4 separate regions of the Mus musculus genome follow, and regions 1, 2 and 4 are each linked to region 3. The links are chromatin loops, found by intact Hi-C in ENCODE. Cell type or tissue: heart. All regions are shown on one strand. Each heading gives the region's core, and the rest is flanking DNA. Links, peaks and the distances in the headings are about the cores only.

Region 1 (7,836 bases), core at 195-2,694, 230 kb after region 3:
TCCAGGCCAGCCTGAGCAGCATAGTAACACCTTCTCTATTAATTAATAAATCTACCACTGCTGGATTTGAAAACAGGGAAGAAATCATAAGCCTCAGCAGGGAACTGCCTAAACAAGTCTAGAAGGGAAACGAAATCAATTGTTCCTATGAACAGGGAACTACAACCCAGCTCACATCTGGATTTGGCCTAGCAGGAACCATTTCAGATTTCTGACTTTCCAAACAGTTTTGGGCAGTTTCTTATTACAGAAATGTTCTAGTGCCTGAATCAACAGTGCCTCCCAACATCACTCCGTCTGGAGAAGGGCAGAGAGGTTTTAACCGCATAGTGTGGACTCTGTTCTCTTCCTGCACATAGCACAGAAGGGATTCAGCATCCACAATTGTACAGCCCCATCTCCTCCATCCAGTACCTGTTGCTCCTCGGATGGTTTCCATATGCTTATATGTTAACGTTATCGTGGGTTATAAACAAACCTTTCTTGTTGCCTTCTGTCCCTCCCTGGATGCCTATTCCAAAATCTTCCCTGCTTCTTTGCAAGGTCTATGGAGGCAGCTGCCTGGCACCACTCCCTACACTTGGACTGAACCACCCCTGCTCTCTGCACTTAGGTACCACAGTGACACTGGCTCCATGAAAGCCTCCCTATCCTTGCTATGACCAAGGTAAATATTGTCCTTTTAAGTCTCAAGCACACTAGAGCTCAGAAACTTCACATCTTCCCCCACAGACTCGTGTCCAAAAGCAAAGCCTAACAGCAACCAGAATCTGAATTTAGAGCCCTGATGCTTGGAAACATTACTCTGGAACACCCATGAGAAGTATCTGGCCCTACTTCCTAGGATTTACTGATCCCCTCTGTTCTCCATGTGCTCAAGGGTTTTCTAATCCAAAAGCGCCTATTTAGTATGATATTTAAGACAGGAAGAGATTATGTAAGAAGTGGGTGGGTCTACTTTGACTTCTGTGACCTGGAAACCCACTGAGTATTGAACAACTTACTAGACATTATCTATGATTATCACTTATTTCTCTAAGTTCAAAGAACTGTGCCTCAAGGGGTAATTGACTCTCTCCTAACTCTCCAGGCAGAAAGCAGTCTGCTTGCTCAAACAGGGACAAGGAAGGCTCTACTCTGCTGATGTGCAAACTCTGTGTGAACCAGTTGCCCTGGGCACAGGTGTCGTGTCCTGGAACTAAGGTGCTGTGTGTACCAGCAGCTCCACCCTTCCCAGTCTGGAGGGACAGACATGGACCTCCTCCAGCATATGGTTCACTGGGGATAGAGGGAGGGCTGAAGACAGCATAGTTCCCAGGGGCTGGAGGTTGGCAGCTGGCATCCGTCAGCAAGACAACACTCATTTCTAAAACAGCATAGGAAAATTTAAACTTGGAGTTCCATCATTCCATAATAAAAAAAATGAAAATAAAAGTGGTTCCAAGTTATTTTATTCTGAATTTATTTTTAATGCCAATGACAACAAAAGGACTTTTTTTTTTACATGAGTCATTTTGCAAACCAGAAAACATGACTTCCTGAAATGGCGTTTTACAGAGCCTAAAGGAAAGCAGAATTTGACATGAGAAATAATGAAGAGGACCTAGCTCTGCTCACTAGGGGAGAGGCATCTCTTCTTTCTTCCTTCTTTCCTTCCTACCTTTCTTCCTTCCTTTCTTCCTTTCTCCCTCTCTCTCTCCCTCCCTTTATTCTGTCCTTCCTTACCCTCCCATTTCCAGCCCTCTCTTCTCCCTCCTCCTCATGACCCAGAATTTTCTCCAGTCTCTCTTCTCTAGCCCCCTCCTATTCTTTCTAAAGTCTCCTTTCAACTCTTCATGTTTTGGCATTCTCACCACCACCACCACCACCACCACCACCACCACCACCACCACCACCACTCCCAGCTACCTCCTAGTTTCAGGAAGTACCCTGCCCCTCCCTGTTGCATCCTCTCAGGGCCCATGTACCTTTTCATCAGAGCACTTACTGAAGTTATGATGACTTCTCTATGTTTTCGTGCCACATGCTTAGAGTTTGAATGACATAGACCCACAGAACACTGCTCTACAGAAGATTCCAGACTGCCCTGTGAGCACATCTCAATGTTACACAAGAGAATAACAGCTAACAAATAGCCTCTGGGTGAGAAACACAAAGACACAGGACATAGGCTAATCCTGCTCAGACATCAAGGCAGTACCTGAATGAGTGTCTCTCCTATAAAACAGCCATACAGTTCACCTCTTGTCCCCTGCAAAGGCCAGCATTGACCATTTATTAGATTCCCTATGAGCAATTCCTATGAGCAATTACTATGATGGTTAATATTGATTGTCAATCCATCAGGACCTAAAATCACCAGGGGACAAACATCTGGACATGTCAGTGAGAGATTTTCTAAATGGGTTAGAACTGAAGTGGGGGGACTTAACTGTGACGACACCATTGTGGGTCTGGGACTTGAATAAGAAAGGAGAAAGCAAACCGAACACCAGCCAGCATTTGCCTTTCTGCCCTTCCCAGCTGTGGATGTAGTGTGACCATCCATCTCATACTCCTGCGGCTGCAGCTTCTCTTCGTGAAGAACTGCACCCTCAGAATGGGAGCCAGAGAAATCTCTCCTCCTTTAAGGTGTTTTTGTGAGGTATTTGTCCCAGCAATAAGAAAAGTAACAAATATACCAAGTCACTGAATGGACCAGAGAATGGTTCGCTTCTGACACATGGCTAACAGGCGTGGTTAACTCCTCTGGCTACAGTTCTAAAGCCAAATCCACCACGTCTGATAGATAGACAGACATTTGACTAGTGTCACTACTGATTCCACAATGCAGTCAAGAGCTTTCACCTTGGGGTGGATTCAAAGGTGACTAACCACTTTCAGGCTTTTACTGTATCATCGTCAGGCTCTGCTCTGCCCTGTTGAATCACTGCCAATGCCCATCTTCTTGAAGAAATTCTCCATCGGCTGCATGGGCTCTGCAAAGCACCTCCATCCTTTTAGATAGTCCTTTCTCACTGACTTCCTGGGCCCTGGACTTCTCTGCTTGATTCTCTGTACTTCTGCCCATAACCATCCATGTCAAGTGAGAAAACAGCGCTCAGCTGCAATCCAGATGGGTCTCGTTTGTTTACTTATTTAACAGGGGCTTCTAAGTTCCAGCAACTACTTTGGATGGTTTATAAATAGTAATTCAGTTAAGGCTGCTAACTCCCCCAGCTGAAGTGTGAAGCCTGGCTGCAGGCATAATTCCAGGCACCTGTACAAGAACTGGCAGTGTGAAATATTGGTGTCCAGCTGACCTGGCCACCTGTCAGTCTCTTCCAGAATCCATTGCTGTAAACACAGCTGGACTCTTAAATCCAGAATATTTTCTCCCAGAACCACTGTCTAGTCTACAGTCCCTACTCTACACATGTCATATGGGTGGACCCTTTCAGGACCACTGGCCCTAAAAATCCTTGGCAGAGCTATCTTCTCCTGTCTGCTCTTCCAGGGTTGCTCCTGTCAACCTTCTAACCTGACCATAGACACTTTTTGTCATTGAATGGCCCAGTTGACCTGTCTAGTGCCATTTCTCCCAATCAATCACATCTTACACGCACTGTCATTCTGTCCCTTGGCTTATGGACAATGGTGAGGGCTTGCAACTTGTTTCCTTCCTAGTTCCATGCCTTCACACACAAATTATATCCTCCAGATCTCCTCTAAATGATGACGTGGCAAATTAAATTCAGACCCTGTTGCTCTGGGTCAAATTCAATTGCTTCTTATCTTCAAGGTAAGAAGTTAGTGAATTGTTCCCTTGATGAGCTAAGATAGTAGGCTGACCTGTAAGGCCTCACCTTGTGATATTTGTGTCTCCACACCTATGTACTATCTGCATTCTTGAAGACTGCCTTTATAACCATGTAAACAGATACTTAGGGGTGGCAGAAATGCATCATAAGTTGAGAGATGATGTGAAAGATGCTTGTAAAAGATAAAGATTCCTCGATCATTTCAGACACATGAGTTGCTTTTCTACTGCTATGATGAGATTCCATGACAAGAGAGTTTAAAAGTAGGAAAGGTTTATGTTTACTTATGGTTCAAGAAGGCTAGGGTCTGTCATGGCAAAGAAGGCACAGTGAAGGAGCACGAGAGCAGCCTTTCACAACGTATCCACAGGCAGTAAGAAGGGAAACAAGAAGTGAGGTGAGGCTGTAAGGCCTCAAAGCCCCACCCCAAGTGACATTATAGCCCCCAACAAAGTCCACCTCCTCAAGGTTCCATCACCTAAACAGCACCACCAACTAGGGACCAAGTTGTCAAACACATGAACCTACAGGGATCATCCATATTTAAGACACAGTACCACTCAAGGAGGATGGTAACTATAAGAGCATCCCCTGCCCTTCTCTCTCAGTCCACCATGAACTAGGAAGCTGGTTCTCAGGATGTAATGGGAATGTGAGTCACCAAGAGAGGTCACTCAGAATATAGAGCCCTGCACTTGAGAGGTAGATTCTAATCATTGCTCTGGGTAGGGCCCTGGGAGGATTCTTTTAAGAAGTACTCAACTTGATCTGAAGAAATCTGTCAAACTAACACACAAGGGGGCTGGGGGGTCCACTGCCCTACCATCTTATCTCTTGGCTCCTGAAGAGGGCCCTCAGCATGCATGAAACACATTTCCCTCTGACCTCTTACTGGCCAACCACTCCAGAGATGGTGTAAGCAGTTACAAGTGTGAACACAGGATCAATATTAGACTTGTGAACACACTGGGTGGCCTCACCTCATTCTTCTGATTCCCAGCCCACCCACCCCCGCCCCTTTGTATAATGGAATGACACTAAGCTCAGTCAATGGTATCAGGCAGACAAATCTAACGCAACTCTTCTGCTAGACACAATAAACAACATGAATGTTGACTATGAGCAAACACAAGGAGCAGACTATGAATACTCTCATTGTCAGCCCCAACCCCTTGTGCACAGCTCCATGCTCTCAGTTATGGGACAAATCGTCCATTTATTTTGTCTCTCCTTGCATAGCAAATCCTGTGAGACCATGATTTATTTATCATCCCAGCATCCAGCACTAGTCTCAATAACTACAAGGAGTTCAGAGAAGGTTTACAGTGGCTGCTGGTCTTCAGCTGTGTGATCCAATTCATATCCTGGCACAGAGGGGCCAGTGGGTTACCAGAATCCATTCCACTACACTGGCTAGGCGAGAGATAAGAGGTGACATTGAGTATCTTGGCTTCTGTGCCCAAGCAATGGATGAAACCAACCCTAGAATGGGACAATACCTGTAGCTAATTTTTAAGCATTTCCTTGCAAAACAACAAAAGATTGACAACTTAAATGAAAACACCATACTCGTAGGCAGAGATGTTGGGTAGTAACAGCTCCATAGACAAGTTTATGGTGGAAATAGGAGAATTGGGAGTTTATAACAATTTGAATAGGCAAATGTTGGAGAGGAGATTTAAAAACCTTTCACAGGTGCAGAAAGTGATAGACATCCCAGAGAGGAGGAATCATCTCTACCTGCTGAATTCTTTCAAACAATAAAGAGTTGAGTAATGTATCCCTGAGTGCAAAGCCTTGCTATAATGACACACAGATCAGTATGCAGATTCTACCATGGCACTTGAATATGACAGTTTGCCATAGTTTACACAGACCATGAAAGACACAGGGATCGCTACAGGCAGATTCCCTTTCGTCTTTACCAGCTCCCCACGTAATCTGAAGCTGTAAACTCCGTTAGGAGCCACCTCTACAAACTAAAGGGCAAATTACATGGCTTGGAGTCAGGAGGTGTCAGCTCCCGCAGGAGCCCCCTGTTCGTTCTGCATATTAACATATCACTTCTCTTCGGCTGGAGCTTGCTTATATGTAAAGTTAAAAATAATGCCTTTATCGAAAGTCAGATTCTGAGACTGAATGAGGTCATGAGTGTTAAGCTTTGGGAAAGCATGAAGCACTGTGAATGTGTAATAGGATCCCACCTAAGCCCTCTTTGCAAACCAATGGTAATCCCAGAGTCTCTGTAAATTCAAACTGGATGCTTTCCTGGCATTGGAGTGCAACCTAGATTTTAGTGAGGGTTCATCACTCCAGCTATTGTTTTAGCAGCAGTGATGTTGGCTTCCTTTAGAAGAAGCTATCAACCCATTGTGTTTGCTGCATATTATGAAGGCAGGTGCATTATATAGACCATGTAATAACCGTTTCAATTAGCACTCACTTCAATCCTGAAGTAGACACTTTCCTTCTATCTCATTTCACATTAAATCCTGCCATGGCCCTTCCTTCTGCCAAACTCGCTTCTTCTCTAATCTCTGCTAAAATTAAATTGTTCATACCACGAGGGCACTAAAGTCCTCCAGATGAAGAGGATCAAAGGGAAAGAGAGAATTTAAGGAATTGGTTCATTAAAAGGCTGAAAGTCAAAAGGGCCCTGAGCTGTTCAATCAGCCAACTGGAAAGCAGGACGAGCCCAGGGCAGAGCTCCTGTCTGAATCCAGGGTCCCAAGAACCAAGGGAACTGATAATAAAAGAAGTCAGCAACTCTAAGACAAAAGAATAGCTAATGCGTCAACCCATCTTACTCTGGAGGCTAAAAACACCACTATCCCAATTAGAGCAAGCAAAGCAAAAGCATTTCCTCCTATTCGGTCTTTTTATTCTATTCTTGTGTTGAAGTGATTGGAGGAGCCCACAGCCACCCAATCAGGGAAGACAATAAGTATAAATCTCACTAAGGAATGCCTTTGTAGGCACACAAGAATAACTCATGAACAAATATGGACACCTCATAATAGACCAAGTTAACACATAAAACCACAGCAGTAAGCGTCACGAGTGTCCATCCCTCTGCCACTTATGTGCAGTGGTACTGCCCAATCTTCCCTTTAAGGATTTGGTCATAGAGGGTAAATGTCTGAGAAGTATGAGTATATGGGAGCTCTGTCAAGGGACAGAAGGCACAGGTGGATTTGAAGACGAAAGGAGAAAAGCTAAGAACACCAGGGACAAAATTAGCTTCACAGACTTTCTGAAGTTTGACCAAATCTGTCTCTCATGCATGGCACAGTTTACTTTTCTATTATCCATCTGATTCCTTGCTTACATACTCACTTATCAGCCAACAGTGACTGAGCGAGTTATACTGGGCACAGGGACTAAGAATCAACTCAAGTATGGACCTTGCCCACAGGGTACCTCTAGAAAACATGTTTATAAACACCTTGGGTGTGGTGTGTGCATCAAGTCCTAGAATTAGTAGTTTGAAAGTGGCATTGTTACCTGTTCCCGGCCCACCACTATCAAAGACTCTACAAATCATCACCATAACCCTGCGGTGTGTAGCCACAGAGCCAGAGAACTCATGAATGGTCTCCGAGCCTAGCATGTCCTTCTGGCATTGATAAGGAACATAGCTGGGAACTGAAATCTGTCTCTTGCAGCGTGTAACTGGTAAGGTTGTATAAATCAACACAATAATGAATTCTCCCACAGGCACATAAAGCATTACCTACTCACGCATTACCATGGCCAAATATCATCTAAGAGTAGCTGAGGGATGAAAGAGTATATTTAGGTTCGTGGCAACAGGGAGTATCAGTCCATCATGGTGGGGAGGGCATATAAAAATTTATAGTGGTGGGGATGTGTAGTAGAGTTTCACACATCTTGACATCTCAGGGAGCATTTGAGTTAGGGCCAAAATTAAAAGCCAATATCACCTTCAAGGCATGACCACAGGGACCCATTACCTTTTTTATTTAGTATTTATTTTAATAAAAATAGAACTTTATGACTTTCCTCCTTCTTTTGC
Region 2 (7,836 bases), core at 4,697-7,196, 220 kb after region 3:
ATGAAACTCTAATTAACTTATTTGCTTGACTATCTCAGAATCCTAAATTCTAATGGGGGGTGGGTCGTGGAAATGAAATGTTCACTACTTGTGTTTCTGAATCCAGTCAAAGTGAGTAAATTAAGAGTTGACTACTTGGATTGAGGACATAGGACCTCTCCAATCAGCACCAAGCAAGCAATTTGACTTAGTTGATTTTTGATAATAAATTTCTGATTACTAAAGCTATATGAAGAATATGATCTTTGTAGTGATGTTCTAGGTATCCTTAGTTGCTAATAAAAGTTTAAAACGAGGAAGAGGCAGAAGGAAGGGAATGAAGAAGAAAGGGAGAGAAGAAAATGAAAGGGCAAGAAGAGAAGAATTTCTCTGTTGGATACAGAATCTTCAGTGTTGGTATGAACACTGGAACTATGAAAAATAATGCTAGCTAGATTGGACCCAGGACCCTGATAGGGCAGAGGTGAAAGCCACAGGTCTGTGTCTAGTGACACACTGTTGACACAAGAAGCCAGTCGGTAAATGTCACAGCCCCAAACAGCAATGTCTTCCAACTCAGTAGATCTATAGAGAGTCTCATCATCTTTTATTTACAACAAGGCTAAAGTTTCCTTGTGCTGTGACTCCAAATACCATGTCTTAGATAACATGGTTCTGGACAATCCCCTCTGCTAACATACAAAAGGTTCTCCTACCAAGGATCTGATTTCTAATGGAAACCATCTCAGTCATGAGTACTTCATTTCTGATACTAAAACTGAATAAATGTTGATTTGGGACAGAGAAATTATTTAAGATGCATAAATGACTTGAAATCAGAATGTCTCAACATAGACATAAAAATTAACTCCTCGGGTGTTAAAAAGAACAGTTTTCAGTGTTCTCTAGATTCCCTGATGACAATTCCGAAAGCAGAAACTGAAATACATTATATGACCATCTGTCAAAATACTGAAAATTGAAATCAGGACTTTGGTAATCAGGTTTTATTTTCCCTTGAACTCCAGAATAGCTATAAAAAATAAACTCACATGTATCAATAAACATACAAATGTTAACTAAAATATACTACATGTAATGATCAGAAATGTATTGTTTATATGGTAAGGGTTATTTTGACCATTGGATCAAAAATCAAAAAATAGCCCTCTTTTTTTTTTTTTTACAATAACATTGGATAATCTGTAGATTTTAAAACAAGGCCTTGTAGTGATAGAAAGGGTCGTGAAATTATACAAAGAAAGGGTCGTGAAATTATACAAATAAATTTAATTTTCCAGGAAAGCATACCATTTCCAAACTTGAAAAGATCTAACAAATACTTCTAAAATATATACAGCAAAATAGCTGGAAGTTCAGACACCAACATTGAAGGGAATTGTAATACTGCTTTCAGAACTAACCATTTAAACCACCCATCCCCCCCAAAAAAAAATCAAGGTTTTCAAATACAAGATTAATAAATTTGATTAAAATTGATAGGGTATGAACATGGAAATAAAGACTATACATATTCGTCTAATATATGAATGAAATGCTCAGAATAATTCATCAGTCTGTTTTGTGTTTTGTTTTGTTTTGTTTTGTTTTGTTTGCTTTGCTTTGCTTTGCTTTGCTTTGCTTTGCTTTGCTTTGCTTTGCTTTGCTTTGCTTTGCTTTGCTTTGCTGTGCGACAGGATCTGTTACACTCTGTAACTTATACTCCAGTCTGAATTCAAATTGACACCATGGCCCAGACTGGCCATGAACTCACAACAATCTTACCTCAGCTTCCCAAGCATGGGATTGCATGTGCTAGTCACCATGCCAGGCCATTTTATCACTTCCTGGTGCTGGAAGTGTGAAAAAATAGCCCTCTTTATATCCATTTAAATATATTTAAGCAGTCAAAAAGTATGCCCCTAAAGATATTCTAAAGTGATCTGTTTTCAGTAGCACATTGTCCGGTTGTGTATGGAAAAGTAAAGAATTTCTTCTCAGCAAATAAGTTTAGAAAATCCAGGGTATGGTCAACTAATCTCTTTTTCAGAACTTTTCAGAGCAGAACATTCTAGATATAACCACAAACCAACTTCATTTCCGCACACTGTTTAAGCTTAACCTGGGAACTAGTTCTGTCTTGACTCTCTTCACCAACAGAACAACATCTAAGCAACGAGTGTTGGGTTGAAACTGGAGCTTAATTCAGCAAACAGGGAGTCACCCCAAACAGGATGGGGAGTTGCAGATACAGGGATGAGTAATGAGTGAAAGCTGTATGGTGACAAAGAGAAAAATAACAATTCTTGTGTTTCCTGGCAGTACATAGAGGTTTTACAGGATGGCCTCTCATCCCTCTCACAATCTTATCTGGTGTTTCTGAGTTGATGACTAGAAGGTGTCTCTGGATACATCGGGAAAAGAGAGAAAGAGAGAGACTGGCAAGTCTAGGTCAATTTAACTTGGTAAAATAGTTCTGGACAAAGCATATCTCAAATGGTGACACTTTGAGATGTCTACATGCAGAGATTAGAAAATATGACTTAAATGTTGAGGAGACAAACATGATATGACGACAGAAACGCTAAGCTTTCTCATCTGCTCCAGTCACCCCAGATGTCCTACAACAGTATTTTCATCCAAAGCAGCCTTTAGGCCCTGAGAAATAATGCAGACAGCTGTTAGCATTAACCACAAGGCAGTGTTAACTGCTACATGAATAGGAAACACTGCACAGCCTCTGCAACCCATGATTTGGTAAAGCCCCATTGTTTGTTTAGGCCTTTCTTTGATAACGATGGCAGAAAGATCCTTTATGAAGGGACTCTGATTCTATTCGTGATAGACATCTGACATACAAGTTGACTCTAGAGACTTACCAGGGACATTTTATGGGAAAGAATTTCCATGGAAACAGTTGTAAGAATCCCGGTGACTTCATCTAAGAAGATCATAACAGAAGCTAATCTTCAGAGACCCACTCAACCTCACAGCATTCTTTGAGGTCTTTTTCTGATGCCCTGATGCCCTTAATTTTCCATCTTTTTCCTCCCCTCTCCCTTCCTGAATCTTGATCATCCTGGAGACATCTTGTACAAGAGCTGAGATGATTCCACAACAGCTTTCCCTTAGACCTGATGCTCACTTTGGAAATAAAACACCTCACTCACACATCCTAATCCGGAGACACTCTAGAATTACAAAAAAAAAAAAAAAAAAAAAAAAAAATGCAATCTCTTCTCCTGCTCACTCCCCAACTCCATTATGTTTCATTCATGCACACCTTGGTTCCTTGTCTTCTACTCTTTGATTTGTCAAAGATTCCACAGTAGGCGACAACCACCACCACAACCACCCAATCCCTGGCCTGTTCCCCATTGTAGAGAACATTCACAAAACTTCTCTGGGTGGGTCTGGTGTAGACTCACATCATCACTGGACTTTGTATGAGAATCAGACACCTCCTCTCTTGTCTCTTTTTGAGTGAAAAAGTCTCACCATTCAACATTACACTTCCCAAAAATACATATTCAAAATTCCTCTCTCCTGTCTGTTGGTCCTTTTTGATAGCTTGCATGTGGGTAAAACATCCATCCAGCTTTTGATCGTCTGCTTTGAACTTCTTGGTATAGTCTATCTAGCACCTCCTTTGAAATGTGACACCCATTGTCTCCGGAAGCCTTGACCAGTAGTTCTGAATTCACATCCTGTTAAATATGTAAATGAATCTCACCTCAGAATCCTCAAGAGCACTGCTGAAATCGCTCCCCACTTCAAATCTTCTTTTTACCTTAGAGATCACAGGACTGGTTCAGGAATGTTCCTTGTAAATACTTCAGAAGAATATTGGCATTAAAGGGGCCTTAGAAATCGCCCGTTTCCATTCCTTTCCTTTGTAAAGAGGTTGATCTAGATCCCAGAAAGTTAGAAAAAGTCAAGTGCCCCAGTTCTCAGTGGGAGAGCTAGAAGAAGAGATGAGAATGGACTGCTGGGCCTCACAGCCTCAATCACCACTCAGTGTCTTTAAGAAAGATAGTTTCCCTACCTGGAATTTTGCAAAAAGCAAGAAAGGATGAAATACCCTTCATTTTTAAAAGCAGAACAGAACTCATCTCTGAAAACAAAAATACTTAGTGAAGAACATATGAGCAGTGTGTTTCTCTAAGTCTCTTGGTGCCAGAATTCTCTAAGACACTTTGTTTTATGTTCTCATATATGGTATTTTTAATATTTCAAAATCATTTGGCAGTTATTCCTTGGAAGAGAATGTTCCATGAATCAGTAGCATTAGGCTAAAAGGTCTTCCATGGGCTTAAAGACGCAAGTAAGAAAGCATGTGTTTTTGCTAAGAGAAATGGATTGTTCTTGGGCTTGTAGTGGGCGCCACACCCTACTCAGCACAGAGGAAAGTGCTGTGCATGTTCTCCGCTCCTGGGGCCTATGACATCAGGGAAGCTATGTGAGAAAGGACAAAGATACTTTAGCCAGAGTCTCAGACTTGGTTTGGTTACTAATACAACCTTAGCAGAGAGAAGAGTTTGTATTCCAGGATTTTGCATCTGTATTAATCTTTAGGTTTCCCTCTCTTCTAAGAGCCTGGAGTCATAATTCCAAGTTTGAGGTCATTTGTGAGACTAATTTACACCCTTAGGTTATAAATATTACTAATTTTCCATGCCATACCATGACCTTATACCTAAGAGAGCATTTTCTAATAGCAGTGGGCACCTAATTTCAATGCATTAAATAATCTCCCCTATCTTTCAATTCCAGAATGTTCTCTTATCAAATTATTCACTGGGCTTTTACAGAGCAGGTAATATGTGAAGGGGACCCAAGAGCATGCAAGAATGTTGATAAGATATAATCTGATCCTAAGGAGCAAATGTAAAGAGATGTCATAATTAATATACCTATGGTAGTTCTGGTGCTAAGTCCCTTAAGTGTCTGGAAGGACAAGGCAACTGGAGAGGAAGGTGAGTCCTGCCTTGGTTGTTGAACTCACCAAGTTCCACTATGAATAATGTGCTATCTTCTCTAGGACCCTAGCCTCCAAAGCCATAGTCTTCTCAGATGTGAAGAAGGCCAGTACTGGTCCAGGAAATGCTGAGAAAATGGAACCAGTTAATATTTTTAAATTAGCTAAAAACCATCAGTCACAGTCCATGCAGAGAGGCCCTTGCTCTCATAAGTAGAAAGGACAATGATGTAATACATTCTGAAAAACAATAGCCCCAAAGCTACTAAAGTTTCTTCACACCACAGTCTGGTCTCATCTCCCCCTTCTATTTTAGTTATAGCATACCTTATTTTCTCCTTCTTTTGAGAAATTGCAGCTCTCCCAGTTCCATCTTATTTCCATGGTTCTTGTCCACCCCAGGTACACATCTGATTGACACACACCTCTGCTCAGAGGTATGTCGGGATACAGAGCCCAGAGCTAGAGTCAAGAGTCCCAAAGGAAATGCTGTGGTAGCTCCCTTAGGAAGATTACCTTGGACTATTTATTACTGTTGTTGTTGTTGTTGTTGTTGTTGTTGTTGTTGTTGTTGTCAATGCTATTGTTGGTATCTTATTTCTTGTGTGCTGGTATGGAACTTAAAGTTTTGCTGTTCTTTAAGCTTTGTGGTAATCTGCTCTCGTGTTAGAAAGTCGGATGTTACTATCTGAAAAGGAAGGCAATAGGAAGCACATAGTGGGTCTGCACATCTGTCCTAGGACCAAAGAATCCCCTTAGTTACATCCCAGCCAATGACACTTTATTAGTATACCTTTGTTCCAGAAGTTTTTCAGTCTAGATAATGAATCATCATGAGGGTTATCAACAATCTTCCATAATAAACAGCTCCCAAGCCAGTGACTTGAGATGATAACCATTCACTGGCCTTAGGGATTTGAGGTTTGGATGGGAGCTCTTGTGGTTTGGTTCAGATTTGACTGGTTGGAAGTCTAGACTGGATTTCTGATGTGCCTGAGCTGCTGGTAGCTGGTCTGGATTGGCCTTATCTGTCTACTGTTGGCATCCTGGATGATAGAGATCCCAGGCCCCGTGTCTCTCCTCCCTGTGTAGCCTGGTGGTGTTTACTTGCTGAGCTACCTGGCAGGTCTGCAAGGTCTCTTGTGGCCCAGACTTGAAACTGGCAAGAGCATCACTTTGGAAACATTTTCTGGCCAAAGCAGTACACAAAGCCGTCCAGACTCGAAGGGTGGAGAAGAAAAAAATCATTATTTTCCTATTAGGAAAATGTGTGAAATCCCATTATAAAGGCATGGTTACAGAGAGGTGGAAAATTACAGCCTTGTTTGCTATTCTCTTCCCAGGATAACGAATCCAAAGACCCAGAAATAGGAGTTTCATAAACAGATAAACACAAACTTGAAATTAGCTGTGTAAATTAAAATTGACCTAAGATTCCTGAGACTATGTCCTCACCCATGAGATGTGGCAGGCATGATGACACCAGCATCATGTGCTAGGTGATGGCAGAGTGTGTGTGAGGCCCTGAACTTTCAAAGTGCACCAAGTGGTTCTGCTGGACCAGGAGTGGCGTGGAAGGAGAGTCCTGCATAGGTTACAACATTCAGTGCTGGAATCTGAGGGGTCTATGGCCACTTAGTTTCCCAGAATACCAGCTTTGCATACCTGCAAATAAAAAATATGATTTTTTGCCTCCAGAAACATTTATAGTAATTGAACTGGAAAATAATAAAAATATTTAATTTAGTATTATTGTCTCTCAGATAATATCATACTTACTTGATACTTGGTAGAGCTACTTGACTCTTTGGTCCTAGGACAGGTGTGCAGACCCACTATGTGCTTCCTATTCTCTTCCTTTTCAGATAGTAACATCTGATATTCTAACCTGAGAGCACATTACCACAGCTAAAGGACAGAATGAGACAGATCCCTCCCCCCAGTTCCTTCTTCCTCTTCTTTCCATGATTGCTCTGTCTTCAGAATAACAGAAGTAATAGTAGAGAAATATGGTACCGTCAAAGATGTCTTGCCAGGAACACACGAGCAATAATTCTGACCTCAGACCCCCATGCCTACACATTCATATGTCCCTGCCCCAGTTCAAACAGTATATTTTTATTTTGTTCAAGGGGAAAATGAAAGGAAGAATAACGACCCTCATAAATGGTCATATACTAGTCCCTCAGCCTTATAAATGTGCTTACTATGTGAGAAAGTGCATAGCATGTGGACTGTGCCACCCATGGAGTTGGTGTGGAATGGGCAAGCTTAAGCATCTCCAAACCCCAGAAATCTCAAAACTTGATATTAGAATCTCATCCTGAGACCAGCAGGAACAGGGCCATCTTCATCCCTGTTTCTATGCCTGCCTTGGAGCATGTAACCAGGTGACCTCCAACCAGGTCGTCACAGGCAGTCAGTTATGGACCCAGCACCTGGAACTCCTCTTCATGCTGGTGAGGCATCTCAGTAGCCTTTAGCCTTCAGCCAATGACCTTTCCTCCTTGGATATTCTCGCACCCTACCCCCAAACCATACAACCCTTGGTTCACCTCAAATAAAGTGTCTTCATTCAAACCTACCCTGACTAAAGAAATATGAACAAGCTAAGATTGTCTCAGAGAGCCACTTCACTAAAGATTATGGGAGAAGGCCTTTGCATAAAAGAGGTACAACATTAAGATTCTCAAAAAAAAAGGCCTCCCCTTCCCTTCCCAACACTTGCTCCCAACCCCTGACCGGGATCCTTCCCATTCACCCCCTCTTGGCCTGACAGGCAGTGGCATCTGATACTCCAGAGGGAAGAGGAAGATAACAGACTCTACCCATTCAAGATTTTGCCCTGTTCTCTCTAAACCACTGTACTATGGACACAA
Region 3 (7,836 bases), core at 3,215-5,714:
AACCTCCCCCCAAAAGAAAACAAAACATAAAAAATCATGCCATAGAATCTGTGGTGTGTCACAGTGTGTCAAACAGTATACCCTTTTGCCCAAAGAGCTTTACTCTCAAATGTTCATTGCAATGAGTAACTGGTCTTGTTCCAAGCCTGTGGTTTCTGCTACACTATCAATACTGGATCCTCATGGGGACTCCTCTCAGATATTTGGTTGTTTCCCTTTGTTATGGAGATCCTGCAGCTTTGGATCTGCAGGACTTACCCTTTCATGTGCTCCAGCACCTCATAGATGGAGTAGATGCTGGAATGGGCCAACTCAAAACCCTGACCCTGAGCCTGGGTGGTAGCTGAGTTGGTCAGCCTACCTACTCTCTTGTGCCTATGCCATTAAGACCAGCTCTCCCACTTTGCCCAGGCAAGGCTCAAGACTAGCTCTCCCATGCTCATACCTTGTGGCCAGGTCTCCTGAACCCATGCCACTGGGGCTAGTTCTCCCATGCTACCCAGGCAACAGGTAGGGTCAGCTCTACACAGTCCTCAGACATCAACATGGTACCAAGTGGCAGCCCTAATTTGGGATGTCTGCATGTCCTTTTGTAGTAACATGGGCTACAGACAGTAACACAGACCCCTGCTACTGCAAGGTCATAGACACAAGCATGGTAGCATGGGCCAGAACATAATCATAGCAGCTCAAGCTAATCATATCAGACTGTTCCCCACTACCATTACATCTCCAGTTCTTCCTATCTTCATAGTGCAGGCATCATTCCACTTTTCTTCCTCTCCTTTCTTTCCTCCATATACTTGCTCACTGCAGTACTTCCTGCCCTACCTGCAGCATGAAACAGTGGGAAGGGGGCCTCTCAGGTATCTTAGTGTGCATGGTTTGAACACATGCACTGGGCATTGTTTTGTTCCTTGCGCTTGGGATGGGGAGATAACCTTATAGAAAAGAAAAATCCCATGAACACCCAAACAGAAACCATGTTATCCTTTTGGTCTGAGAATTATAATTATAAATTATAATTATAATATCACAAGAGCAAAGAAGGAATGATTTTTGAAAGGAGCAAGACTGGATTAGGTTATATAGAAGGGGTGATCACACTGAGCTGTAAAGGGAGAAAGAGATTTCCAAGTCTCAATAGGAAAGAGGAAAGAATGGGAAACATATAATTCTAATTTGCAGAAATTGACATAGGGTGGACACTTTGGGATATCCACATAAAGAGAATTGTCATTTGTAAGTGTGTGTGTGGTTAAGGCTGTAGTAGCTATGTTCTATGTCTACATGGTAAAAGACTGCATCTAGGAGCACCTAGAGTGACTGGAAATGATAACAATGTGTAACTTGTCTCCCCTGAAAGTATCATTGACACACTTAGTTTCAAAGATAACAAACTCAGAATTCCCGCTTCATTTCTCTTAGAAACTCTGACTCCTAATGAATCTGGCTTCCAACTATCACTGCTTATAAAAATGCATGCATCCTGTCTACACACTACACTATTCACAAGCACAATGAGCTCTCCTGTCCTTGAAGCCAAAGCAACGCAAACTCTGATTGCACTAACTTAGATCACATCCACAGTCCTCAATTAGATATCACATACACACACAGATGGAGTGTGCAGGAATTGGCTTTGCCACTGCACATGGATTCTCATGTCGGAATGAAGTGTTTCAAACTAGAGGAGAAGACCACATATACCAAGGCAGGAAGCAGAGGTCTATCACATTTTCGTGCATTTACACTACAGAGACAAATTCCTCGGAGCTGCTTCGTTTTTGTCATTTCCATCCCCTCCTGAAATTCATCCACAAGATTTTGTCCATCTCACTGCATTTCATTTCAATCCTTTCAGGAGAGCACAGCCAATGGTGTCATGTCCACTGTCACCCCCAAACTTGCGGAATGAGAACTGTGCTTTCTTTGTGTTGGCTCGTTTTCTTTTCCCTCTGAAACCAGTTTAGAAACTTGAGACTTGAGTTGCTAACACACATCCCAAATCACTATTTTATTCCTGACCTTCTATCTCTGATTATGACACTGTTATCTTTCCTGCTGAGAAATAGATACTAGCTTTATCTTATAGAAAGCTAGCACCAGTTCCTAGAAAGAGGACTTGTGTATAATCAGCATTTAGTTCAACAGAGACTGGCTTAAAGACACTGGGGCTTTGTACAGAGATGAAAAACATCTCTCAAAATGATTCTGAGCACAGCAGTGTTAAGCACTATAGAGGCTACTACAGTTCTGAGCCCAGTGGTTTCCATAAAAAGGAGTCAGCTCCACAAAAGCATCTCATGGCTTCTACTCCCACTCCAGAGACTCATTGTAAATGTAAGACCACCATCTCTCCTCTGTGCCACACTATTATTATCCCAAGGTTGCCTGACATTCAATAAATATTAAATGTGGCAATAATAATGATGATGATGACCATGTAAATAAATAAAATGAAATAATCCTTTTAAATCCTTTCCAGATTGTCTGTATTAATAATTTCAGAATAAGGGAAAAGTCATTTCCTGAGGTCAAAGGGAATATCTTCTGGCCTCCTCACAGAGGATTAAGTCATAGTCAGCTTTCTAATGGCAAATGAGAAAAACTCAGATAAGACTGTTCCCAAGAATCATGAGCCCCATGTGGAAATCATCCCAATAGTATTCTTGAGTTTGGAAATTGCACATTGTGCAATGTAGCTCCAGATGAAACAGATGTGAGTATAACATCTGTTAAAGTAGGTCTAAAGTCACAAGCATGATTGACATTGCTTATCACTCTGAGCTGTAAACACATCTCCTTTATCATAGCCTCTGTGTTTGAACAGTATTCACTATCCACAGTCTTGATACATAGTAGGTGCTGTTGGTGGTTGTGAAAGAAACAATAAGTCTTGTTTATGTTTTAAATTTAGCTCTGTAAATTTGAACCATCTGTGCATAACCTCCCAGTTGGAGCATGCAGACCAAATGAGCACTGTTATATCATTATGTCACTAGTACATTTTCAGACAAGGATTACAAATTATTCCCTTATCCATGCCAGTCCCTATATGAGCATGCTGTAATCGATTTGTGACGTTTGACATGGACATCACATATACATAGAACATCAACACTGTGCCAGGAAGTGGCCATCATATTTAAAGTCTCTCTTATCCCACAGTAGAAGGATGAGTTTTGCAGCAAAGTCATTAATGGGCTAATGATCCATTGATAATGTCTGACTGAGTCTGCAGGACTTCCTTACCAGTGACGCAGTTGAAGAATAATCAGGCAAATTGCAACTACAGAGAATTTGTTTACAATTACTTTCAACTGAAAAAGATAAATTAGTCTACATATACATGCAAGCACATGGTCTTGGGTTATGAGAGGATTCTTAAAATTCAGAGCGGCGGTCGGGGGGAACCCACAACTCCAACCTGCCAGTACTTGACATTCCACTATTACAGAGACACTTGTCAATGCCTATGAAGAGACAGACTTCAATGAAAATGAGAGCAAGTTATACCTGCCATTGACATTTTAGTTGGCAGAGTACACACTGCACTGCTTGGCACAGAGAGACAAACTGCAGCATTGGGTAAAACACCTTCACTACTCCATTGGGCTACATATCAGGAGATCCCTCTCTTGCTCCTGTTCTCTGACATGGTCACTCTCTGTCTTCCCACTGAGACCTACTGCTCTTGAGTAGGGAGGATCGCTGCTTGAGGAAGATGCCCATCTATTCTGTTCTTTAGCTTCTGATTCAGGTCAGGCCAAAGGGGAGCCCCATCTGGAAAGTGAACATTTTCTGCCACTGAATCTCTACCACAACCTCCCTTTAAAGCTAGCTGTAGTCTCTGATATATGACTGCGCCTCCTGAAACCTCCTGCTCAGCAGCAGACCTTGTTGCCTTGTGGATTTCAGTGTTGCTCTCCTTTTCTAATGTCTTTGCTGCGTACTCTGGCCATTGTGCTGCACTTTGTGGTTTACAACTATTAGCATGGCCTTCTTGTAGGTGAAACTTAACTCCTAATTGCTGTGTGCTACATTTCCCTCTGACCCTGCAGACTGTGGTATTTCTCCTGTGGTCTCAAACATTACCTGTATGTGACTTTAAATATCAGCTCCCTGTCTTGGTAGTATCTGTCTCCTTTGTACAATGACATTCATAAGATGACCCTGCTCGGACTCTGTGGAGTTCCCCATGATATATATAGGCTCCATGTGTTCTTGTGTATGGGCTAGAGATATTGACAGTGGTTAAGAGCACTGGATGCTCTTGCACAGGACATAGCTCTGTTCCAAACATCTATATGGTAGTTCACAACTACCTGTAACTTCAGTTCTGGTGGAACCGAACCCCTCTATGGCTGGCAGGGACTCTAACCTTACATATGATGCACAGACAACCATGCAACAAGACATCCAAGCATAAAATAAAAGCAAGTTCACTTTAAGAAAAATTATTTGTATAATTTTGACAATAATCATCCATAATATGTATTTTTGTGATTTTAACTTTTTTTATTCCTCAGCATTACTTTATGCTTAGCAAAACGTTTCATTATAATGACGTAATTCCTGTTGAGGGGATGGATAATTATCATGTCTAAAGACAGTTTTGGCTTCTGCCACAGAATGAGGAGGTACTCAGACCAATCCAGGGACGCTGCTAAACATCCTTGGTGCACATGACAGTTCCCTGTGACAAAGACTGATCCATCCCTACGCAGTACCCATTGGTACTGCTGAGTCTGGGAGTCCCTGACCCACATGTATACATGAGCCTAAAACTCCCAGCTATAGTGATGATTCCAAACCAAATCCCACTCTTGTTTTGGGATCTTTAGCTGTAAGGATTTCAGGTCTGTCATATATAGAGATAAATTTTTTAAATTGTTTGACCCTCTGGTAAATGCAGGCAATGACTCAACACATTGAAGGTTGACATGAACATTAAATCGATGGTGTGGAAGGAGTTGTACCAACTCCATCTCCAAGTTCTATCAGGAAAAAGCATGCCACAGTTCTGTCAACCACAAGATAAAATACACCTCTTCCTACTCATGGTTAATGAGACTAAACATGTTGAAACAGCGGGTTCTCATTACACAAATCAAGATGATTGCCCAAATTCTCCTATTAAGACTACAGAAAGTCTGCATCTTGGCTGCTAGTGTTTGTGTTTTACATGTGCAATAAGGTCCAAGCCTACAGGATTTGCTCCACCCCCCCCCCGCCCCATCTTTTTTAATAGTTGTATTTCCAGCTGGTTTTTATTTAAGGCTAGGCTTTTGATTTCTTTTAAATCTGGGCCTTGATCCAATTTGGCTGTCAATATTTCAAAGACTCTCCTGGAAGATGGCTCCATGCCAACCAGGAGATCTGGTCTACCCCTTTTGAGAGTTTGGTGAGTATGCTAGGGTTTCCCATGCATATGTACTGTGGATCTGAAAGTGAAAGTTCCAGTCTGCCAGGATGCTATCCAGGGCAGTGCAGACTCATGAAATATTAGAGTCACTAGAGTTTATACCATTAATTGAGTTGAATAAACTAATTTAACAAATGAAAGTCCTGAGGCTTAGAAAATGGAAGAGAATTCTGAGACAGATCTCTGCCCTAGAGAGTCTTTTTAACTCCAGTGCTACACAGCTATTCCCCTATAGGGCTGAAGCATCAGGAAAAACTTTTCTCCATTTTTTGATTTCTCCTTGCAACTGGACCTTTACTAAGACCATTCATGTTGTGTTAGTCTTACCCTAGCCATATTCAGATCTTCCAACCAACACAAGTGCATTTATAGATTTGGAAAGTCTGTGGACACCTGTTTAATCCCATTCCTTCTACTTGGTGCATGCGTGCACGTGTGTGTGTGTGTGTGTGTGTGTGTGTGTGTGTGATCATTCACTTCCTTCCATCCACTTCCCTACGGCATACTTTATCCTTGGCATTTCTCACATTCTTCTAATCGCTCCAGGAAAGACTGTTCTGCTTTTCTTGCCCATCTCAATCTTATGCCCCATCACCCAAAAAGTAATTCCCACACTTTCTCTGATGTTCCATCCATCAATCACTTACTTTTCAATAGAAACCTCTGAAATCATTCTCCTCCCTTCAAGCCTCATTCAGTATAAATATATGACTACATACATTTTAAGTTCAACAAGAGAAAGTAATAGTCCAAACAAAAGCTAGGGTGCCAGAAACACATCAGGGAAAATATGAACACACTATAGCATGAAAACCCTTGTTCATAATAGTCAATATCTTACATGAAAGGATCTCCTAAAATGCATTGAGAAATAATTTTTTTAAAAAATCACCAAGAACAGAAAATTGAGTTAACAGTGTTCAGGGGCAGTTCTGAGAGAAGTAAGTGATCCTTATAACAGTGTGAGCCACACCCAAATGAACACAAGTCAAGTAAAAATTCAGAGTATCATCTTAAGTCTATTTTGTTCACAGAGATGTCATCATTTGATAATACCCACATGGTGAAAACCATTTTTACTCATTGCTGACAGAAGCTCAAATCAGAACAGCTTCAAGGGGAAAATGGATAACAATCATATTAACTTTAACCTCAAGTAAATTTTGAATTGGCAACTTCGGTTTTAGAAAGTTATTCTGAAGATCATCCTGTGAAATGATGCCCATTTCAAAGTATTCGATGATGCTTGGTTTTTATTTTATTTTGTTTTGTTGTTTTGTTTTGTTTTAACAGCAGTTTATGGGATATAATGACCTAAATCTCCATTAACATAAACTGGTGCAAATTAAACCAGAACCCTCCCTTTGCTTCACATGAGGCTGCACTTAACAATGGACAAGACAGCCCTTTATGCCAATTTAAAGCAGACTATTATATATAATAAATGGAAAATGATGGATGGAGAATCTTGGTTTCGTTTTTTTCTGCATTTGGGGGAAAAAGTTAAAACCTGTGCTTGGGTAGTTTTGTGTACATGGGATGTGTAATATATGCCACAAGATGTTGACCAACCTGGGTGCCTTTTAGAGGAATAGTGGAGCGCACTGACTGCTACTGGAAAGGGAAGGGTAGACTTCTCTTTCTTTCTCTTTTGTCTTTTTGACTCTATAATGTATGTCATCTTAAAGATTGAATTTGAGGCTGAGAGAATGTCCTGTACAATGGCTTGTGCCCATTGTACAAACATAAAAATCTGAGTTCAGGCCCAGAGTGCCTACATAAAATGATACATAGCAGTACACCTGTATTTCCAATGTTCTTATAGCAAACTGAATGAGAAGTTGGAGACAGGGAAATTCTTTGAAGCTCGCAGGCCAGTTAGCCTGCTCTACCCAGCAGTGAATAGCAAGAGTCCTCATCTGAAATAAGGCAGAAATTGAAGACTTATCTCCAAGATTTTTCTCTGACTTCTACATATGTGGAATGGCACACTGGAGTTTGAGCTAATAATGTATCCAAACCTGTGTGCCCACACATGAATACACAGAGATTTTTTTTAAAAAGTGAATTAAATGTAACAAGATGAAGAAATAAGCAACCAAAGGAGACACTTCCCCACTTTAGTGACCTCGCCACCTTAGATGAATTTTCTTAACAACGCCATCGAAAATTGTTCTCTCTGTTTATTATATGTGTTTAGTACTGGAATGGAAGGCAAGTAACAGCCCATAAGTTCCTCCTGCAAGCCTACTATGTGAAGGACAAGTAGAAATCTCCAGGACTGGATGCAACCCCAGAGGAAAAACATGAGTGCCTTGGATAGATGATAACCTTTCACCTCAATGTGAAACCTTTGCCCATGGCTACCATGTAGTGAATGAGAGTCTGTGAGGCCAGCCTACCTCCCT
Region 4 (7,836 bases), core at 1,771-4,270, 250 kb after region 3:
GTGAATAATCGTCAAAAATCATCCCTTGTCAATTTGACACACAACCATATCTCCTTATGTCCAAATGAAAACATTAACCAGGCCATAATAATGCCTAACATGGTATAACTTCTTACAACTGTCACTGCATAAACAATAAGCTTAGCTGGGTAGCATCTTGCCCCAAGGCTACCACCCCCTTAATCCTATTTAATATCCTTAATGAGATTATTTAATCCATTTCACTTCCTGGTGTCCCTTCAATCCTTAAAGAATACATTTTGTATTTTTCCTTTCTAAGCTTGCTAGGCTTGATCAAAATGCTCTTCATAAGACTAAACCACAGTACAGTCTATGCTAGGCTTTGTTTGAGATTTCCTTTGTCAACATAATTAATCTAAAACTCTTCACTTTAGAGCCTCGGCCAGACTCTTCAGACAAAGGCAAAAAGCAGCCACATTCTTCACCAAAATATCACAAGAATGATCTCTAGGCAACATACTAAAATTCTTCTCTGAAACCTTTGAGCCAAGCCCCCAGCACTTCAAATAATCTTCACAAGACTGTAATTCCATGTTCTTGCTATGCTTAAACCATTCCATTGCTTTCCTAATTCAAAACTCCAAAATCAACATCCCTCCAAACAAAAGCACAGTCATGCATATATATCGTAGCAATGCCCAAATCTGACACCACTTTATCTTAGTTAGGTTTTATTGCTGTGACAAAGTATCATGACCAAAAATCAAGTTGAGGGAAAAAGGATCTATTATTGGGTTCACACTTTGAAATTACAATCCATCACCGGAAGAAATCAGAACAGGAATTAAAGCAGGGCTGGAACCTGGAGGCCAGAGCTGATACAAAGGCCATAGAGAACCTTCTTCCCCAGTAGTATGATAGAACTTTTCAGCATTATGAAAGCTAACCTATAGGGATGGAGCTTATAAATTTCGCCATGCTCTAACTCATGTATGTGGTCCTTAGCAATAGGGACTTACCCTCAAGTCCAAGAAGGTAACCAAGAGCAAGAGCAATAGTGCATGGAGGAAGGGGTGTTATGGGACCTTACTGACCAACGCCAACTCTGAAAGTGCTTCCCACACCCAGCACTGGGCCTTTCTTAAGATGTTTTCATTTCATTGTTAGTGCCTGCACATATGCACGAGAACTGTGCTAGTCCGGGTGTCCACAGAGGCCAGAAGCATCAGATCCCGTGAACCTGAACTTACAGACAGTTGTAAAGCAATATATGGGTGCTAGGAACTGAACCCACATCCTCTGCAAAAAGGCAGCAGGTATTTTTCCCTGCTGAGCCAGCTCTTCAGCCCCAGCCATTTGACTCTTTAGTTTTAATGTCCACACTAATTTTACAATGGCTGCACTGGCATGTACAGAAGACCATTAGCTAAGGAGCCATGCCCCTACTGCTCCCTAAGAGACCCTAGAATTAGAGAGTGTTTACCTTACTAGGATCCATATAAAACCTGGAGACTTGGGATCAGGTCTCAGCCTGTCTGCTGACGAGAATTCAGTGCTGATGCTTCACTGCACAGTGCCTTTGTTTCTTCTGTTCAAAGACCGAAAAAAGCCAGGTCTGGGACAAGTGTTCTGAAGATTGGATATGAGAGCCCATCCTTGCTCAGTGTTCCACCAGCTCCAGGGTCCCGATGAGATTCTTTAATGAGTATCTTTAAATCTCAAATGTCTTTTTATTTTCTAAAGATTTATTGATTTTATTTATAGGAGTACCCTGTAGCTGTCTTCAGACACACCAGAAGAGGGCATCAGATTCCATTACAGATGGTTGTGAGCCACCATGTGGTTGCTGGGAATTAAACTCAGGACCTTTGGAAGAGCAGTCAGTGCTCTTAACCACTGAGCCATGTTATAATGAGGATGGGGGTGTGTAGCCTCAAATGCAAATGAAGCAATGCATGGTGTAGGCAAGAGCTTTGAAAATGTGACTGTGCTATTCATACCAGTATAATGTTCCTGACTTCCTTAAAGACAGGGAAGTATCCAAGATTTCCTTCTCCTTTATACAGAAAGCGAGAGACAGACAGACAGACAGACAGACAGACAGACAGACAGACAGACAGAAAGACAGAGAATGAAGGAGAGAGGTGAGCAGTCCTATCCCTCCATAACACCACAGAGCCAGGTCCACCATAGGTATTCACCTCAGCCTCCTTCCTCTCCTTCTCTATTCTGAGTCTGTCTTCAGGCTACCTGCAGCCTGTTCACCGTGAGTGCTCACCCTGAGAGTCTATCATGGGATTCCTCAGCCATATTCCATGCTATTTTTCTTTTTCTTAATCCAACTCTTCCTTCAAGACCTGAATTCAGCCAATGTGAGGACAGATGGTGTGGGGCCCTTTGCCCTGCCAATTTAGCAATCTTGGCAAGAACTGGGTCCTTGTGTGCAGGGGGGGTGGGGTGGGGGAGTGATTTTTGCTTGCATAGTTTAAAAATACTACAGTGTTTTTAACCTCAGGGAAAAATGTTTGGCAAACAACCCATAGCAGATTTTCTTTTTCTTGTGGATGATGTCACATCCCTAGCCAGATTTGTCTAAACAAGGCTCTGCTCAAGAAAAATGGCTAGCTCTGGGTGTCGTTACCATGTAGCATTAAGAGGCATGCCAAGAGCAGGTTTGGGTTAAAATGCTTGGGTCTGACCTCTGCCTTAGCTTTCTCCAGTGCACTGTGAGGTCATTTACCACGATAGAGCTCTGTAGTCTCATGAATGAAAAACAACAATTTTAAGCTATAATCAGTTCAGTTCAGCAGCTGCTGAGTGGTTTACTGTAATAGCATCTGGGGTGGTAAGTAAGACAGCCACCAGCCAGGATTTTGTAATCAGTCATGCTTAAACTCAAAAATTGGGGACCTCTTCTGGTGTTCCCTCTGCTTAGCGATCTCTTCCATCTGGAGTAATCTCTGGTTAGCTCCTTTTCTGCAGTCAGATCTCACTCAGTTCACATGCTCCCTCTGCATAGATTGAAGCTTAAGTTATCTTGGGTAAATCTGCCAGTGCCCATGTCCTGACCAACCTCTCATTTTATCCTCTTTCACTCTGTCATGGCACTGTGCTGTGTCTATTTTGTGTTTGTGTGCTACTGGCATTTCCCAAGGTCAAGCCACATGCCTTTCCCATGCCGTGTAGCAGGACAGAAGTGCCTTTAGCCTCCAGTCCTCACAATGGGGGCCTTGGAGGTAAATGAATCACTCACTCATCTTAGGAGAACTTGCAACATTTGAATCTGCTTCTTCAAATGTGTACCAGAAATAACAGTGGTATCCATCTAGACATACTGGGTTTTGGTTTTTGGTTTGTTTTTTTTGGGGGGGGGGGGCGTTGTTTCTGTTTTTGGTTTTTGTTGTTGTTGTTTTGGTTTTTTTTTTTTTTTTTTTTTTGAGACAGGGTTTCTCTGTGTAGCCCTGGCTGTCCTGGAACTCACTCTGTAGACCAGGCTGGCCTCAAACTCAGAAATCCACCTGCCTCTGCCTCCCAAGTGCTAGGATTAAAGGCATGTGCCATCACTGCCCAGCTAGACTTACTGTTTTATTATAGCATGAACCTATGTGAAGTGCCAAGAGCAATTATTGACTCAACTGAAGTGTTGACACTTAACCCATGAGACCTTTCTGGAGAAGCTTGCTATAACTTCAATAGTGGACTTGTGAACATGGTGTGAGGCAAAGATTTTAGGGACGTTCTCTGTCTGCCCTTACTTATCACCTCTTCCCCTGGCAGCTCCAAAGGACTTAAACATGGGTGTAATACAGCCATTCTAGAAAAATACATGTCAGAAATTGTGTTGTGCTCTGAACTGCCCTTTGCTGGGACTGTAAGCTCCTGCGAGGAGTCCTCATATCCATGTACCATTTCTTCTTTTTCCGTGGGATGGCTAGCCAGGGCAGCTGAGCCAGCAACTGGAAACACCTTAAGATTCTTAAGATACACAGTGTTCTCCAAGAGATCAGGCCCATTCAAATTTGAGCTTTTCTCCTGGTAACTACTTAACCTTTGTAAGAAAGTATCCAGTGGTGTCTCAGAACCAGCTCAAGTTGAGCATGTCTGAAATCCAGCAGAGGAGGACACTTAAGCTTAAATTCAAACACAAATGCTCCATTTTGGGAGACAGGACTGTGATGTGAAAGAGAGCACAGTTAATTGCGGTGGGCTGAAGGTTCACAATGTGCACCCTGGGACCACAGGATAGGAGATAACAGGAGAACACAATTAGGGAAAGCTGAGTCCCTCTCTGACTTGTGCCCAGTGTCCAGCTGCCTGAGGCACCAGTAATGAGCAGATGCTAAACTGTAATAAATCAGGAAAGCTAGTGCTAATTAAGTCAGGTTCTACGCAGGATTTCTCTTGCAATTTTTTTAAGTGTGATTTTGATCCACTGAGTAGACAGTCCTTAGAAAAAGACAAGCTCTTCCAATAAACACCACCCCTCTTCCACGACGATGTAGAAAATTGACTCGAGTTTGCGGGGTATGAGTGCGTGTAAGCTTCACGGTGCAAGTGCAGCGCTTGACAGCAGCCCAAGACCAGCTGCCTGACAGGAGCCTGGACTTGGCAGACAGCACCAGCTGCAAGCAGGAAACTGAATACCAAGAGGTGTCAGAGTGTTTACTCAGAACTCCCCGTTTCTTTTAACACTTAAACTTCTTCTTATTCCCAAAAGAAGATGAGGATAAAGACGAAGATAAAGAAGAAGCAGAAAAGGAAATTGCAAAAGTTGAAAGTAGAACCAAGTTTGCATCTGCCCAGAGTACTTACTCACTGGAAATCCATTTCTAAAAATGCAGGGACCAAGAAGACATTCTACATCACAGCTCTGGATTTGGTCCTTCTTCTTGGAGGTCTGTAAAAATTTAAAAGGTTAAAAATAATTTTAAGTATACATTAAGATGTAAATTTTAATGGACAGTGAACTCATAATAAAAGTTGGAGTGGGTGGAAAGTTGCCCTCTTTGGCTGGGCTCTAGGTGGTTGACACAGGAATCTAACTCTCTCGATTATGCAACAGCACAGAGCCATCCTCTCCCATCTCACATGTAGCTCTACTGTACCATGCAGAGCTCTGCTGTACTACAAATCTCCTCTCCACATATGTAGCCTATTATTTGTCCATTGGTGAGATGGACATGCCTCCAACTGCAGGCCCTCATTCCCAGGCTTCCTGTTGAAAAAAAAAAAGGATTATGCTCCTTTCAAAGCCAGGCATCCCCTCAGTAATACAGCTGGATCCTCAGAACCTGAGTGTTCAAACCCAGACTCTAGTGAATTTTCCTGAACTACCCTCTGGTGACTCAAGGCTCATGGACCTAATTGACCATGCAGGTGGGGAGGGAGGATGGAGGTCAAGAGGCAAGAACTCTTGCAGCAATTAGTATAAAATAAAGGACAACAAATTGAAGGACCGCCTGTTCAGCCTGAGTGATAGCAGCCAAGAGGAAATGTGGGCTGTGGTCCTCAGCAGAGTGAGTATTGCCCTGTTCTGGCTGTTTCCAGGCTAGCATCTTCCTGTCTCTTCTGCATTCCTGTAACTTGTTGCTTTGTAGGTTCCTCAGGAGAGCTTGGCTATCCTCCTGGCATTCAGATATACAACTCTTGGGCTCCAGATGTTTTCCCACACCATCCCTCTGTCCCTATCTTCCTTCCTTCTCCACTCTCTGCCTTCCTTCCTCCTTCCCTCCCTCTCTTCATTTCTTTCCATCCTTCATTTCCCTTATTTCTCTTCATTTGGTCTAGAAAATCCTCACCCATCATGGAGACCTTGGCTTTCATCATCACCTCCCGAAAGGAAGTATTTTCTGAACCCAGAGTGGGCGATAACTAGCCTGTTACACACATGTGAGAACCTCTGTTTTCCTATCTCAAAAGAGCTACCATGTTTAGCATTTCTCATTTAATACCTCTCTGGCCTATTATCCCCATGAAGCAGCAATATTGTTTTTCTTTTACCTTTGAGCCTCTATATCTGACCCAATGCCTGGCATGTAGTAGGCAGAAGGAGCCAATGAACAAAAAATTGTCGAAGCAGGCCCACCTCATTGTATTGGATGAAATCAATAGTTCTTTGTTAGTAAAGTTTGTCCATTTTTGACTCCTCAAAAAAGTAAACTATGAGAGATAAAGAGCAAGGTATGTGTTTAATGCAATTGTGTTCTAGCATCTAATAGCATGATTGGCAGATAGTAATTGTTCTCTGCTTTTTGAGACAGAATTTCATGCAGCCCAGGTTGGCTCAAAACCACATCATAAAAAATGATCTTGATCTACGGATCCTGCTTCCTCTCTATCCCCCCAAAGAACTGGGATTACTTATTTTTCTATTTCAAAAAAGCAGTAAACATCACATATAACCATATTCCCACCAATCTTTAATTCTTCCTTAATGGGTATTTTGTATTGGACTTGCCTTTTCAATGTCCTTAGAACTAACTGTAATGTGATGCCTATGTGTTTTCCATTGTAAAGTACTTGTCTGCATTTCACTTTTGAGAAAGTGTCTCCATACTCACTCTGGATGAAACAAACCAGGAGTCTAACCTTGGTCAATGAGATCTGAACAAACAGAATGCTAACAGAGACTTAAGAAAGGTGTGTGTGTATGGCTTCCACCCTCTTGTACTCAAATGTCAGGAAAATGAGCCTTGGACAGCCTGCAGAGGGATGAGGGGCAGCTTGGAGGGATAAGGGGCAGTTTGGAGGCCCTCCAATGGGTGAAGAATGTCCTTTCAAATTTTTTATTTAGTAGTCCTTATCCCTAGTATATCAAAATGTGACCTATATGGACAAAGGTTTTTACAGAGACGTAAGTTTAAAATGAGGTCAGAGTGTAAGCCCTGATCCAGATTGCCTGGTTCCTTTAAAAAGGAGAAATTTGAATAGACACATAGAGGATGCTGTGTGAAAAGAAAGACAGCCATCTACAAACTTAGAAGGTGCCAAATACACATCTCTCCCTCAAGAGGCCCAGAAGAAACCAAAAATGCTTGATCTTGGATTTCCAGCTTCCAGAACTGGGAGACAATACATTCTACTCTGTAGGCCACTACTTTCCGTGGGACACTGGTGTGCAAAGCCTAACAAACTTATACAGGTCTAGACCAAAACAACCAACTAACTAACCTGACTCACAAAACAGTAAACACATCTTGTTAAGCCCCAGATGCAGTAAAGGCTCACTGATAAAGAGAATGAATGGGCATCAGTTTTCACAATTGCAAAATGAAAAAGAATATTCTTCTCACGTAGTTACTGGCAAATTAAACAGGTTGATACCTAAATCTGCTTAGTGCAAGGCTTGGCTCATAATTAACACCCCTTAAGAGCTTATTTTAGTGTTTCCTTCATTAAGTCAAAGCCAGAGCTATCTCCCCTCCCCCCAAAGAAATAAACTTTTTTGAATTTATCCTAAACAATGTAGGAATTTGTTATAAATTTCAACATCAATAAAATCCATTTAAATAACATTAAATCCTCAAGGACCACTGCAGTGGGCACTCCAGAGGACAGCTTAAAAGGATTAAGGTTAAGGAAGAAACAGATTGGCATATATTGAGTCTGTAATGTGTGCTCCAAATATGCTACATGACTTTGCGCATGGATATGAGAATTACCTATGATCCCATTTTCAATAACAAACAGAGCAAGAATAGGAGCCAACCACTTCTCTTCTGCGTCTGGGTGCTTTCTGAATAATCCCCGAGAGGCTGCATGTGTCTGAGGAGCTTAGGGAGGCCTGCAGTCACAAGACAGTCCATATGTCCGCCAGGCAAAGCTCACTTTGAGTCGCTCAGCAGTCTACTGCCACATGTTCTGACTCTTGTGAAG

What was found. Peaks named below come from ENCODE experiments on the same cell type or tissue, not always from the same donor. Only the 100,000 strongest peaks of a DNase experiment are listed, where the experiment ranks them.
Region 1: a loop joins it to region 3, with 3 times the contacts of the local background. A loop is called at or near these places in 3 of 42 quality-filtered maps.
Region 2: it touches region 3 in a loop (5-fold over the local background); 2 of 42 quality-filtered maps call a loop at or near these places.
Region 4: it touches region 3 in a loop (3-fold over the local background); 2 of 42 quality-filtered maps call a loop at or near these places.

The regions. Positions count from the first base shown.
Region 1 is chr5:38,892,696-38,900,531 of GRCm38, reverse strand. No RefSeq gene overlaps it. Among named protein-coding and RNA genes, the nearest start is that of Clnk, 20 kb to the right of the region's middle. In heart, for the core only: no CTCF peak of the experiment used is centred there; a DNase peak (open chromatin) is centred at 1,211.
Region 2 is chr5:38,901,256-38,909,091 of GRCm38, reverse strand. No RefSeq gene overlaps it. Among named protein-coding and RNA genes, the nearest start is that of Clnk, 28 kb to the right of the region's middle. In heart, for the core only: no CTCF peak of the experiment used is centred there; a DNase peak (open chromatin) is centred at 5,981.
Region 3 is chr5:39,123,940-39,131,775 of GRCm38, reverse strand. No RefSeq gene overlaps it. Among named protein-coding and RNA genes, the nearest start is that of Gm46937, 46 kb to the right of the region's middle. In heart, for the core only: no CTCF peak of the experiment used is centred there; no DNase peak of the experiment used is centred there.
Region 4 is chr5:38,876,915-38,884,750 of GRCm38, reverse strand. No RefSeq gene overlaps it. Among named protein-coding and RNA genes, the nearest start is that of Clnk, 4.1 kb to the right of the region's middle. In heart, for the core only: no CTCF peak of the experiment used is centred there; DNase peaks (open chromatin) are centred at 2,330 and 2,840.